2 separate regions of the Homo sapiens genome follow, and region 2 is linked to region 1. The links are chromatin loops, found by intact Hi-C in ENCODE. Cell type or tissue: dorsolateral prefrontal cortex. All regions are shown on one strand. Links, peaks and the distances in the headings refer to the core of each region. The heading gives the core; the rest is flanking DNA.

What was found. Peaks named below come from ENCODE experiments on the same cell type or tissue, not always from the same donor. Only the 100,000 strongest peaks of a DNase experiment are listed, where the experiment ranks them.
Region 2: it touches region 1 in a loop (7-fold over the local background); 3 of 110 quality-filtered maps call a loop at or near these places.

The regions. Positions count from the first base shown.
Region 1 is chr11:113,600,250-113,607,546 of GRCh38, reverse strand. All of the region lies in intron 1 of LOC107984390 (a long non-coding RNA gene), which reads left to right. Among named protein-coding and RNA genes, the nearest start is that of TMPRSS5, 100 kb to the left of the region's middle. In dorsolateral prefrontal cortex, for the core only: no CTCF peak of the experiment used is centred there; a DNase peak (open chromatin) is centred at 3,996.
Region 2 is chr11:113,703,111-113,710,407 of GRCh38, reverse strand. It overlaps TMPRSS5 (transmembrane serine protease 5), which reads left to right and starts at 4,100. Exons shown (of 13, transcript NM_030770.4): 1 at 4,100-4,186. The coding sequence starts at 4,184. In dorsolateral prefrontal cortex, for the core only: no CTCF peak of the experiment used is centred there; a DNase peak (open chromatin) is centred at 3,977; H3K4me3 peaks cover 2,588 bases; H3K27ac peaks cover 1,850 bases.

The DNA.
Region 1 (7,297 bases), core at 1,535-5,534:
ATATTGCAATTCTAGAAAAGAGCAAATAGCCAAGATAACCAGACCATAAACTCACTTGGCCACTCTTTAGGGCACAGAACATCCTTCTGGGTAAATCTGGGAGTAGCATACTCATTCACAGCCCAGGGTCAGAGTTTGCATCCTCTTTATTTTCTCACTGGACATTGTTTAAAGCCTTGGCACCCAGACCCATAGGATGTTAGGGCCAGAAGGACACTTAGAGATCCAGCCCAACCCTTTTACTTGAAAGATGAAGAGACTGAGGTCTCAAAGTATGATGAAAATTTCTAAAAGTTATAAAGTTAGCTACTTTTAAAACTCAGATTTATAACATCAATAACAAAAAGTTTATACAATTGAAAATATTAGCATTCATGTGCTCTTAGGCAGAATTAATATAAGGTTTATAGAGTTGAAACTGACTGTGAAGTACTACAGTTGGATTTATGATTTAAGACTCATGACTTAGAAAGAAATAAGGGACTTAGGATTTAGGAAGGAAATCTATAGAATAGCTCTCTCTTGTTTCTGAAATAGTACTTGAATTCTGTTGATGAGATGAAGTGATACTGTTCTGTAACCGGAATTCATATCAGCAAAGTCAGTTCAATTCCCTTGGGTGTACAAAAGCTGGGGCTGTCTTCTGATTGTGAGAGTGGCTTCTCCCCAAAACGAACCACAAATTAAATACATGTGGGATAACCATCATTTCTGTAGAAATCTCATGATACAGCTGGGCTGCCATTTTCCTTTTATAAAAAGGAAATCCAATACCTGAAATAGCTGATATAACTAGTTGAGTGAGGATGAAGGGGCATGACTGGGGGTCTGTTGGTGTTAGTTGCTAATAGGTAAGTCTTTTATAGGAGAGATAACTGGGGAGAGTTGGAGATGTGTTATATCTGAAAGTGATATGCATCTAATTTTTCATATCAAAAGTGATAACTCTAAATATAAAATAATAAATACTAAACTTAGAAATTGTAGTATATCCCTGACAGCAATAGCTCCACCCATTTGGTAGTCGAGTCAGTGCCTGGTTAGCTTCAGTTTAGTTATACTATGAAACTTGGACATGGAGGGAGCCTCATAGGAAGAGATACACAAGGGAGGTGACTCTAGTCTTATTGGTGAGATTGGGCCATGTCTAATAACAAACTCAGCTCATACAGACTCTGGGATAGGAAGAGCCTCAGATTACAAAGCCTGGGAGTGCAGTATTGAGGATGATGGAGAAAAGTGGGTTAAGACTATAATCCCCAAATCAGGCAAATACAGATCAGATAAGACATTTATCTCAAATTCTTAGGGTTCCTCTTTACTGGACACATGAAGCTTCCAAAAAACAGGTAGAAATGTGGGGGAAGACGCAGCTTGCTGCAGATGCAAACACCAAGAGAAGAGGGAATTCCAAGCAGTGTTAAGTGCTTCAGGCAGGTCAAGACAGCAGAATTATTCTAAATTATTAAAAATGAAAATTATTAAAAAGCATTAAGAAACAATTTCTGTAATGTAGTAATTCTTAAACTCTAGACTTCTAGTCACCATCTCTAGAAATTCTGATTCTTTGATCAAATAGTGTTCAGAGATGTGCATTTTAAATACATCTCAGGTAATTCTTAGCAGATTGTTAGAGGAGGTTTCCTTAACCTGACCAAGGATACTCCTAACAGATTTACAGACAGCAAACAATATACTTAATGGTGATATTGTAGAAATATTCCCATTAAAGACAGGAATAAGAAGGGCAACTATCTTCAGTTCCATAGCCCATGCAATAAAACAAGAAAAAGAAATAAGAAGTAAAAGATTGGAAAGAAACATATAAGCTGCTGTTATTTGTAGATGCTATGACTGTCTACACCAAAAATCCAAAAGAATCTACAAAATATGAGAACTAATAAACGTTTTAGCATTTTGGCTGGATACCAAAACAACATAAAAAGACAATCGCATTCCTACACAAAACAATAACCAATCAGAAACATAATTAGAAAAAAAAATCTCATTCACAGTACCAAAGAAGCAATAAGACACTTATACATAAACCTATCAAAAGATGTGCAAGTATTCTGTGAAGAAAATATTTTCAGTGAAAGTTTCCATCTCTTTCATGTTTTGTCTCCTTCTCTTTTTCATTCCCCCTACTCCTTCTTGTCTAGTGGCTTGCATCTCCTCCCAGCTTACTTGGTCCCTCTTCCAGAACCAAGTGTTTTAATAGTTACTCAGAGTTCTCCCCCACCAGGGAATGGTGGGTTGTCACAGATCTCAGACCCTGGTCTGAGATCGGGTCTCTGGACTCCCACATCTGTAGGCTGAAGCTTACAAAGACGTGTACCCTTAGACAGCAATTGTCAGTAATATTTTCTAGCTTCCTTTTGCAACCTAAGAGAGGAGTAAGTTGGTAAAAACTCCTGACTCAAGTTCCTTGTTTCCTGTGAAGTATTTTAAGTTCCTTTCTCCCCAGGATCTGAACTCTTAGCTACCATTCCCTCCACCTGGGCCCAGAGCCCAGCAAGCTCACAGCTCCATTCAGGTTCACTTTTTAAAATTATTTTATCTTTTCATTTTTATTGTTATACTTTAAGTTCTAGGGTACATGTGCACAAAGTGCCGGTTTTTTTTACATAGGTATACATGTGCCATGTTGGCTTGCTGCACCCATCAACTCATCATTTACATTAGGTATTTCTCCTAATGCTATCCCTCTCCCAATACACACCCCGCTGACAGGCTGTGGTGTGTGATGTTCCCCGCCCTGTGTCCATGTGTTCTCATTGTTCAATTCCCACCTATGAGTGAGAACATGTGGTGTTTGGTTTTCTGTCCTTGTGATAGTTTGCTGAGAATGATGGTTTCCAGCTTCATCCATGTCCCTGCAAAGGACATGAACACATTGAGGATCACTTTTTAATATTTTGTTTTGTTTCTGATCAATGCAGATGCTTATCTCATATTAGAACCTTGTTATGTATTTTGTGAGTGCGTTTTCACTTTTCATTTCATTGCTATATTGTTTGGAGTGGCAGGAGTTATCAAGCATGAACTCACTGCCCATCTTGACCAGAGAGACTTCATTTCTTTTCTTGGAGAACAAAGGGAAGTAGAGGATGAGAAAAGACACATTGTTTATCAAATTGGTTACTGATTAACACCAATTTGAGTAATACCTATTTAAACATTCCTTTGGGAAACTGGCAAGATGAAAGTGAGGGGTCAATTGAGAAGGAATGAAGGAAGGGGAGACCTGGGAAGTTTGGGGCTGGGCAAACAGGCAGGGAATGAAGAGGGAACCCTGTCTATGAGCACCTGCTCCTCTTTAGGCATCTTGAATGTTGTCCTTTTTCTTCAGTATGGACAAGAACCCTTCTCCTATTTCTCCTGCTCTTCGGCTTCCTCATTCATTCTCTTCTTTCTCCTAAGAAAGGGAGGTTGAAGGCTGTGATTTCCTTTTTCTCCTTTCCTCATGGATTCTCACAAAGCAGAGGCCCAAATATGCTCCTAGGATTCAGCCAGGACCTTCCCTTTGTTCCTGAATACCCATCGGCAAGTCAAACTAATCAGAAACACAATTCTCCTCAGAGCTCAGTTCAAGACTTGCACTGATAAACTCTTACTTTCCTTCTCTTGCGTAGTAGTATTTTTGAATTCCTACTATGTGCCAGGCTCAGAGAACCCAAAGGAAGAGTCACAGATAAGAAATGAAAAATGACATTGAGCAATCACCTACTCTGAAGCCATCCTTGATCAAGGAGACTCCCCCTGATTTCTGAACACCCCTTCCAGCTTCTCCTTTCTTTCCCCACCCTGCTACCAAGAAAAGAAGAGCCAGATCTCTGGTTAAAGAGCTAAGGTCCCTACTTATTTCTGGGTCTTTTGTTTCACAGTGAGGACCCTGGCTCTGGAAGTAGCTCTTCTTTGGCTCCTGGCCATTCTCTGATGAAGTCATCTGAAGAGGCCAGTGCTGTCATTGTGGCCACCAGCAGTCTGCCAGGGCCTGTCCTGGGGCTCATCCAAGCCCCAGCTCCAAGAGGCAAACTGCAGATGTTTCTTCTATTTTTAGATGCTGGGATGTTGCCCATGAACGAGCCAGTGACCTGGAAAAGCCAATTCTCCCTCCAATCTCTGCTTCTGACTCGCTCATTTCCCTTCATTGTTCTACCAGATTTTTCCTCCTACTATGGGACCGGCATGAAATGACCCAGAGTTAACTGAGCTAGACCTTGGTCTGGGGACACAGATCTTGACTTCTCCTGCACCTACTAGGACTGTGGTCACCAAGACTGGTTTTAGGTTTAAGAGATTGAACTCTTTGTTATATTAGGGGTCTCCAAAAAATTTCCATCATGCTTTCCTATCAGTAAAACATTTTTGAGCACCCATCCTAGTTTTTGCTTATGTTATTTATTTATAAATTTTGTACATGTAAATTTGTACTAATATATGTTATAAAGCTTATACAGAAAGTAGAAGATGTATAGGCTGAAACAGTTCTAAGGGATTAGGAGTTCTCACATCCTTTTCTTGTGCCCCATGTATCTTCTGGCACCCCCTCTGTGGTAATCACTGCTCTGCATAGCTAAATGAGAAAATGTCCTTTGGAAACACTTTTTAATTTTTTTTTGAGCTGCATGCTAGCTATTGTTGATTTGGGGAATAATGGAAAGGTTTTTGTTGGCTAAAGTATTGCCTCTTTTCCAATAAACAGCAAGATCTGAAATTTCTCTATTAGAGAAGTGGTAACTTTGGGTTAAGCATTGCCTTCTCTCTGAGGTCTCTTAAATCAACAAATCCTTTTGAAAGAAGTTGGAGAAGAAGCGTGTTATATCTCCAGTCCTTTAGGTCAGTACCTAAATTGGGCTGCTTTCCTCAGAGCCCTGGATGCCCAGCATAGTGTCTGGCACAGAGGAAGAGCTCAATATACACATTTGTTGAATTAGTGAATGAGTGTGGGCAATTCAGAGAAGGGAAAGATCAAAAAGAGCAAGAAGGAAGCTAAGGTACTGGAAGGCAAAGTGAAGCTGAGTTTTCTCCTCTTTCTAATTTCGCTCAGGGCCAGAGAGGTTTCTTCTCTTCCTGGGAGTAGTTATTCAGCACAGTGCGGTTCCTTCCCGGGCAGGGCTTCTCTTGGTCTGAGATTTTATTTCCCAGGAATGCAGGGGTAGCTGGGTTGCTCCAGAGCAGAGAATGGACCCTCTGCAATCTAGTCATCTGGAAAGAGGACTAATCTATTCCTGCCTTTCTGAATAAGCCAAGCAGAGTCATTGTTCCATTCTTTGCCACCTTCACTCTGTTCTTAGAGCAGCCTATGATGAGGGTCAGACGTCTATATCCACAGGTGGTTGCAGAGTATTTGTGGTTTGCAAAGAGGGATCTGGTCCCTTTTGGTATCCTCAGGACATTTTTGTAGGCAATAGAAGGAGATTTCTTTTCCCAGAGAAGAGATACATGTTGAAATAGATTCTACCCATCTAGTCAGCCTTGCACAGGATTTTTTTGCTTGTTTTTTTGATCTCCCCCAACCCCCTGCCAAAAAAGGTGTGTGTGTGTGTGTGTGTGTGTGTGTGTGTGTGTGTTAAGCAGCATCAATTTAGTTGGAATTGTACTGAATTTATAGATGTACTCAGGGAAAATAGACATCTTTGTAATATTGAACTACCACACATTTGGGCAAATACTATGTTTCTATGTCTCTCTATTTATTCAGGTCTTTTTTAATGCCTCTCAGCCATCCAGTTTTCACCTTGTCAGTTGAGTTTTTATTTGTTGAATCCCAGGAATTTTACATTTTGTTTTATTATTGTGTGCTAGTTACTCTTAATTGATATTTGCAAGTTAACATCTTTAGTTTTCTAAACAAATTGTTAAGGATTGTTTTATTAAGTTCCTGAAAATTTCAGTTAGTATTTTGTTTGCAATTGCATAGATTTGATAGATTAGTTTGGGAAAAATTAGGGCTCTACCTTTACTTCTACTTTTACTCATTTTCTTCATTATTTTAAACAAGCTTAAAAGATTTAGTAGAGTTCTAAAGTTCTAAAGCTCTCTCTTTAGAAGAATGTGCATTCTTTATTAGCTTATTTCCTAGATGTTAGAGGTTTTGTTGCTATTGTGAATAATGTCTTATTTTCGTGTTTTAGTGTAAGTCTGTAAAAATGCTATTGATTTTTGTAGATCGATTTATTTTTTAAAAAGTTTTTGTAGAGATGAAATCTTGCTACGTTGCCCAGGCCGCTCTTGAACTCTTGGCATCAAGCAATCTTCCTGCCTTGGCTTCCCAAAGCGCTGGGATTACAGGTGTGAGCCACCAGGCCTAGCCTTATGTAGATTGATTTTGTATCTAGTTCCCTTGTTGAACACTTAATAGATCTTTCAGTTTGTCTTCAGATCTATTGAGATTTCTCATACATGAGCATATAACTTGAAAACAATAGAAATGTTATCATTTCCCTTTTAATTCTTAAAAACTCTTATTGCTGTTGTTATTATTATTAGTTTTATATAGCATTAGGCAGGATATCCAGAAATGGTCATAGCAGACATCTTTTGGGTTATTTCTGATCTTATCTATTTAGTGTGATGCTTACTGTATATTTTGGGCATAGCTCCTTTACTAACTTAAAGGAATTCCTATTTTACTAAGTGTTTTTATTATATATATATATGTGAAATTTCTATAAAATATTTTTTCTGAATCTATTGAGAAATCATTTGATTTTTCTCCCTTGGTCTAGTGTATGGCTTATATTAACAGATTTCTGTTTTTAAATTACCTCAAGATTACTGCAATAAACCTTATTTGATCACAATTTTTAAAAATGTGCTGTTGAATTCAGTTTGCTTATATTCTATTTTGGATCTGTAAGTAAAAAGGAACTATTGTGTTTTTCCCCCCCTCTCTATTCTTATTAGGTTTTAGAATTAATCTAATAGAATGAGTTGTGCTGCTTTTTTTTCTTACTTTCTGGAACAAATTTTCCAGACAGGAATACTTTGTTTTTTGAAACATCGTCTGTAAAACCATTTAGCCTAGGAGCAATTTTAAAAAATATTATTATTATTATTTTGCTTAGAGATGGGGTAGGGGTGTCTTCTCTGTTGTATTTAACCATTTCAATATTTTGTTATTGGTTGGTTCAAATTTCTGATTTTTCTTGGGCTCGTTTTAAATTCTATATTTTTCTATAAATATATCTATTTTGTCTTAGTTTTCATTTTATAAGTGAATAGTTATTTTTTAATAATTATTTTAATCTCTTTGATATCTGGAGTTTTTTTTTCCCTTTTGAATTTTATA
Region 2 (7,297 bases), core at 2,087-6,086, 100 kb before region 1:
CACAATACTAAGTATTTATGTATCTAAACATAGGAAAGATACATTAAAAATACAGTATAAAAGCTTCATTATAATCTTGTGGGACCACTGTTGAATATGTGGTACATTGTTGACTGTCATGTGGCACATGACTGTATTTCTTGTAGGACAGGTTTGCTAGCAATGCATTCTCTTAGTTTTTGTCTATCTGAGATTATCTAAATTACTATTTCACTTTTGAAGGGTAGTTTTGCTAGATACAGAATTTTGGTTGACAATCTTTTTCTTTAAGGAATTGAATATGCCATTCTGGCTTCCATGGTTTCTGATGAGAAGCCAACTCTTAACTGTTAAACTGTTGATTGAAGATCCCTTCGTATGTGATAAGTTGCTTTCCTCATGCTGCTTCCAAGAATCTTTCTTGTCTTTGGCCTTAAACAATTTGATTATGATGTGTTTACGTGTGGATCTCTTTGATGTATCCTATTTGAAGTTTATTGAGTTTTTTTGCATGTGCAGATTAATATTTTTCATCAAATTTGTAAAGTTTTTGGTCATTATTTTTTCAAATATTATTTCTGCTTCCTCTCTCTTCTCTTTCTTGGATTCTCATTACACACACGTACACACACACACACACACACACACACACACACACTACATATTTTTGATGTTATCTCAAATGTCTCTGAACCTTTGTTCATTTTTCTCCATTCTTTTTTCCTTTCTATCCCTTAGACTGTATAATATCAATTTACATATCTTTAATTCACAGATTCTTTCTTCTGCCTGCTCAGATCTGCTGTTGAGCCCTTCTAGTAAATTTTTCATTTCAGCTATCATACTACTCAACTCCAGAATTTATATTTGGTTCTTGAAAAAAATATATAATTTCTATCTCCTTGTTGATATTCATTACCTGATAAGATATTATTCTCATACCTTTTTCTAGTTCTTTGGATATGGTTTTCTTTACTTCTTTGAATGTATATAGAATAGCTGATTTAAAGTTTTCATCTTATAAGTTCAATATATGGGCTTCAGGGACAGTTTTTATCAATTATTTTTTCCCCCGGTGTATGTGCCTTACTTTCTTGTTTCTTTGTGTGCCTCATAATTTCTTATTGAAAACTGCATTTTAAATAACATAATATAATACAGCAACTTTGGAAATAACCTTCTCTCCCTTCCTCAGGGTTTGTTGTTGTTGATGTTGCTTCTTTGTGTGTTTAGTGACTTTTCTGAGCTAATTCTGCAAAGTCTGTGTTTTTTGTCATGTGTGGCCACTGAAATCTCTCTCTGCTTAGTGTTCAGCTAGTAATTAGACAGAGAGTTTCTTGATGCTTGAGACCAATAAGTCACCTTGTTTTTGCAGAGTGGCTCTGTGTGTATGTTGGGACATGCCTTCAACTCTCAGACAGGACATTGACAACTCCACCTTAGCCTTCCTGCTTGTGCAGAGCCTTAAGCTTAGCCCAGGGTGAGAGCTCAGGACCTTCCTTAGTTTTTCCTGCACATGTGCACAGCCCTGGGCATGTGCACCCTCCTGTGCGTACATATGGCTTTCTATATTCCTTGGGATATTTCAGAGCCTTTCAAGGCCCTTTATAGATATTTTATTCCCCCACATTTTCTTTTTAAGCTTTTTGTTTAGCCCTTTTTTTTTTTTTGCCTCAACTGTTATCCATTGTTTTAGGCAGCCACAAAGTCCAACAATTGTCTCTAGTTGTTTTCAACAAATACCCTTAAGGAAAAAGCTGTTCACTCCAGGCAAGCTTTGAGACAGGTGAAATAAAGACAGTCTTGCAAATGGTATCTTCCAGGGAACCACTAGACAGGTCAAATAATTACAACTCTCTGGGAATGAGGCTTTGAAGGAACTCCAAGGCTGTTCTACCCCTTCTTGTAGCTGCCAGGCTGCTGGTTTCCATGATGATTGTGGTTTGTTGGTTTTCAAAGCTACTGCAGAGTTGGGGTGAGGGGGATGGAATTGGAGCAAGTTAAAATGCCACAAGGCTCACTCTTCTTTCTATAATTATGTCATTTTTTTTCTTGAACGAAGACTTCCCAGATTGCTATAAACTTTTGATTAATTTCCAGAGTTCTGAAAAAATTGATTCTCACCATTTTTTGCCATTTTTCTCATTGCTTTTAGGGGGGAGGAAATTTTCAGAGGATTTTACTCCTACCATTTTCATTGACATTACGTGCAATATATTTTAATTACCCTTCTTTGTGATTGCTTTGTCACTTCTCAAAACTCAGTTCAAATGTCTCCTCCATTGCAAAGCCCTCTTCTTTGTATCCTCAGGGCAGCTATTCCTCTATTCTCCTATACCTCTGGGTTTATGTCTTTGTTATTTCACTTTTCATAATAACAGTTACTTACATCTGTTTCTATCCCTTTTTCCAGTCTGTAAGCACCCAGTCTGTGACTTGTTCATCCTCCATGCCCAGGCTAGTTTCTGACACACGGTAGATATTCAGGTTTGTAGTCTGAAGAGTATTGTCCTAGGAGACCTCAGAGCCTAGCCAAGGGCTTCTGAGTTCCAGCCACCATTTCTCTCCTTCTTCTATAATTCACAGCTGACCTCTATCTCTTCATTGTCTTATGTGTGCTCTGGTGTGATGAGAGTAAGTTCAGAATTGACACACTGAGTGTATGATATGGTTTGGATCTGTGTCCCAACCCAAATCTCATGTCAAATTATAATCCTCAATGTTAAAAGTGGACTCTGATGGGAGGTGATTTGATCATGGGAGTGGATCCTTCATGATCAAGAAACCTTCATGATTCATCATCCACTTGGTGCTATTCTCGTGATAGAGTTCTCATGAGATCTGGTTGTTTAAAAGTGTGTGGCACCTCCCCCTTCTCTCTCTTGCTCTTGCTCCTGCCATGTTAGAGGCCTTGCTCCCCCTTTTTCTTTCACCATGATTGGAAGCTTCCTGAGGCCTCCCCAGAAGCAGAAGTCACTGTGCTTCCTGTACAGCCTGTGGAACAGTGAGAACTTCTTTTCTCTTGAAATTGTCCAGTCTTAGGTATTTATTTATAGCAGTGCAAGAATTGACTAATACAGTGTATGAGGAAAATAGGGAGCAAAAAGTTAAATCCTGTGTGGGTGACATTCAGCAACAACAACAACAACAACAACAACAATAATAATAGCAGCTACTGTTTGCTGAATACAGTCTGTGCTAGACACCAGGCTATGGGCTTTATAGGCAATATCTCAATGAATTCTGACATCAACCCTATGAGGCATGTACTATTATCCTCATTTTACAGGTGAGGCTGAGTAAGGGAAGTGGGAGAACTGAGGTTGGATGAAGGCCTGACTCTAAAGCCTATATTCTTAACTGTCCCTTCTGAGGGGTTTTTGAGCAGCCAGTTGGAGGAAAGGAAGCCCCACCTGTGTTTGCCTTCCCCAGGACCTATTCTGCCTCCTTGTCTAAAGAGATGTGCCTGCTCCCAGGTGTGTTTAGCCCCGTGTGGGCTCACTTGGGTCACCTTGTGCTTTGAAACAAGATAGCACTGAGGGCTCCTGCTGCAACTGGCTCCCAGGGCAGACAGGGGTAGAGGCCCCACTTCCCTGGCATTGGGGAGACAGATGTGGCCCTCGGGCAAGAGGTGACAAAGATCTTCCATCATCACCCCAACAATTCCAACATGGTGACAGCCCCAGACTGCTAGAAAAGCCAACCCACATGGAGGCGAGATAAAATCCAGAGGGCTCAGAAACATTTCAACAAATGCTAATATCGGTCTCTCCAATACAGCTCTGTCAGCAGGAAGGGAGAATTCTGCCAGCATGCATGCATGGGGCACACTTTTTGGCACAAGGGACCTTGTTGCTAAGCAACAGTAGTTGGCCTCCCCTCCTCCCCATAACCTTTTCCTCTGTTTCTGAGTTTCCAGTTAGCAGATGGGAGGGGCTGGGGTTGCCTAGCCCAGCCCAGCCCTTGTCCCCCTTTCCTGCAACAAGGGGCCTATTCATGGGTCCTCAGCAGAGTTCATTGTCTCTGTGGCGCGTGTCTGTGTGAGTGTTGGAGTAGGGATACAGGGAGGGGCCATGTGCGAACCAGGGAGACCTCATCTTCCAACCAAGCTTGCTGGGCTAGCTTTAATCAATGCTGGCCTGAGAACAGGAGCGGAACATTGCCTAGTAGACCCTGAGGCTTTACAACAGTGCCACTGACCCCTATGGTAAGGTTACGTCTCTGTGCCATCCCTGCTGTGGCCTCTCTCTCTTTCTTTCTCTCTCCCTCCTCTGCCCTTGGGATTCTAGGCTGGTGGAAAGAGCCTCCTGAGGCAGCTCTGGTACAGGGGCTGGATCCTAGCAGGGGCCCTGTGTGGCCAATTTCCTGTTTCCTCCCCAGGGACTGCCCTTTATTATCCTCTTTCATCCCTCTTAGATCTATCAAGTGCTTTGCACATATGTGGTGCTCAACAAATCGTTATTACGTTGAACTTCCACTCAAAAAGAGGAGCAAGGAGTCCTGTAATTTTAAAGGCCATTTTTTTTTCTAGGCTAGCACATGAGCTTGGGCAGTTGAATTTTGAGGTGGAGCAGTACATGAGGTGAGGCCAGTTTATTCAGAGGCTGGGTTTAAAGCCAAGCTTCCTTGGTACTGAGGCAGAAGAAAAGACTGGCCATGCCCTGGAATTCTCTCTAGATCAGGCCTGCCTCTCCACTCAGAGGGACATCAGCTCAAGAGCAATCACACAACCCCAGAGAAGAAATCCAAACCTCACCTTCTGTTGCTGCTTCTCTACTATCTTATGGGTGCTTGACTGGCTCTCCCAAGCCTGCTGTCCTGCAGCCTCACTGCCTGTGTCCTGTGAGTCTCATCTGTAGGCACAAGAAAGAATGTGTGTGGTTTGATACAAACCATGACCTCTGTTTCTCCTGGAAAAGCAAGGCCTGCAGCTCTTGGGAGGTCCAGTCCTATAGGTCCTGGGCTGTGGCTGGTGTAGGGAATAGGGAGGTGGGGCTGGTACCTCTTTCTATAGGCAAGATGTTGGGGCTGCTGCGCTGTCTGTGAGCTGAACTGGCATGGGTGCTCTGGGTCCAGTGGAATGATTTTCGGGGCAATTTGGAGGTGACTGACCTAGGTGAGTCTGACAAAGTCTTTCCTTCCTCCTGCTGGAGGGTTAGGAAGACAGTTCAGTGGAGTACGAAGGCATGACTGGGGAGGTTTTGGCGTGAAAAGAACATTTCATGTGACACATGAAAATCACATTTAAGCCAATACTGTCCTGGAGTCAGCATTTCAGGCTTTTATCCTCATTGGGTACAACCCTATGTGTTGACAGGGAAAGATGCAGGGGAGACAGTAGTCTGCAGGGGAAACGGGAGTTGCTTCAGTTTTGAGAGATCTTATCTACCCTACTGGATTATAAATTTTGGGGGGAAGGATCCACAGCTTAGGTGTAGTTCTTATTAATATTATTATACTTAACATTTGTATTGGGCTTTACAATTTTTAAAGTCATTTTAATTCACATTATCTTATTTGTACCTCCCCCTCTGTCTCTCCCTCCCCCCTCCCTTCTTTCCTTCCCTCCTTTAATGTACTTTAACTGAATTCCCACTTTGTGCCAGGCTCTGTGCTTAGCCCTGGGATGCAAAAACCAGTGAGAAAGGAGAGAGAAGGAAGTAAATGAGCACAATATAGGGCCCAACAGGTGCTGTATGCATAGAAGGAAGCTTCCTGGAGAAGTGATGTCTGTGCTGAGTCTCGAAGGGTCAGTTGGAGTCAGTTACATGGGAAAGGGGAGAGCAGATGCAAAGTCTCTCTGTTGTGAGAGTGCCTGAAGGCACTGAAGTATGGCACGTATGTCAGTGTGATCCCAAATTTTGCTGTGGAGGGAGCAAGTGCTGGCAGTGAGGATGGAGAGGTGAGGCCAGGCGAGATCATGGAGGACTTTGTGAGCGATGCCATGGAGCTCCTGTTTGATCCTGAAGGCCACAAAGACTCATGGGGTAGAGATGGGGCTCACATGCTCATATTTGCATTTTAGAAAGATTACTCTGACTTTATGGCATGGAGAATAACAGAGAGAGACAAGATACTCGAGGAGGGAGATTATTCCTTGGAAAGCAGGAGTTATTACTCTTATTTTACAAATGAGAAAATTGAAATTTGAAGAGATGGCCTGAGTTGTCCAAGTTCACATAGTAGGTTGCAGACTTAGCTTTGAACTGTCTGGTGTTTTTTTTAAGATCTTATTTTCATTACTCCTCTTCATGGCTCATGAGCTGCAGACACACATATGACATACTCTGCTCTATGCTTTCTTATCCCTTTGCCTTTGCTGATTCAATCCTCTTTGTCTGGACTGCCCAATGCCCATTATATCAGCTCAAACCCTCTTCATCCCTGTGGGCCTGTCTCAGAGGCTGCTTTTTCTAGGAAGCCTTCTGTGATCACCTCAATGAGAAGTAAGCCCTTATTCTTTTGAATGATGATGGTAGTGTATTAGTCTGTTCTCACACTGCTATGAAGAACTGCCTGAGACTGGGTAATTTATAAAGGAAAGAGATTTAATTGACTCATAGTTCTGCATGGCTGGGGAAGCCTCAGGAAACTTATGATCATGGTGGAAGGGGAAGCAAACACACTCTTCTTCACATGCTGGCAGGAGAAAGAAGTGCAGAGTAAAGGGGGAAATCCCCTTATAAAACCATCAGATCTTGTGAGAACTCACTCACTATCATGAGAATAGCATAGGGGAACTGCCCCCATGATCCAATCACCTACTATGAGGTCCCTCCCCCAGTGCGTGGTAATTACAATTCAAAATTACAATTCAAAATGAGATTGTGGGTGAGGGGAGAGCCAAATCATATCATTCTATCCTGGTCCCTTCCAAATCTCATGTCCTCATTTCAAAACACAATCATGCCTTTCCAACAGTCCCCCAAAGTCTTAACTCGTTCCAGCATTAACCCAAAAGTCCAAGTCCAAAGTCTCATTTGAGACAAGGCAAGTCTCTTCTGCCTATGAGCCTGTAAAATCAAAAGCAAGTTAGTTACTTCCTAGATACAATGGGATACAGGCATTGGGTAAATACACCTATTCCAAATGGGAGAAATTGGTCAAAATAAAGAGGTTACAGTCCCCATGCAAGTCTGAAATCCAATAGGGCAGTCGTTAAACCTTAAAGTTCCAAAATGATCTCCTTTGACTACATGCCTTATATCCAGGTCACGCTGATGCAAGAGGTGGGCTTCCATGGCCTTGGGCAGCTCTGCCCTTGTGGCTTTGCAGGGCACAGCCCCACTTCTGGCTGTTTTCATGGGCTGCAGCTTTT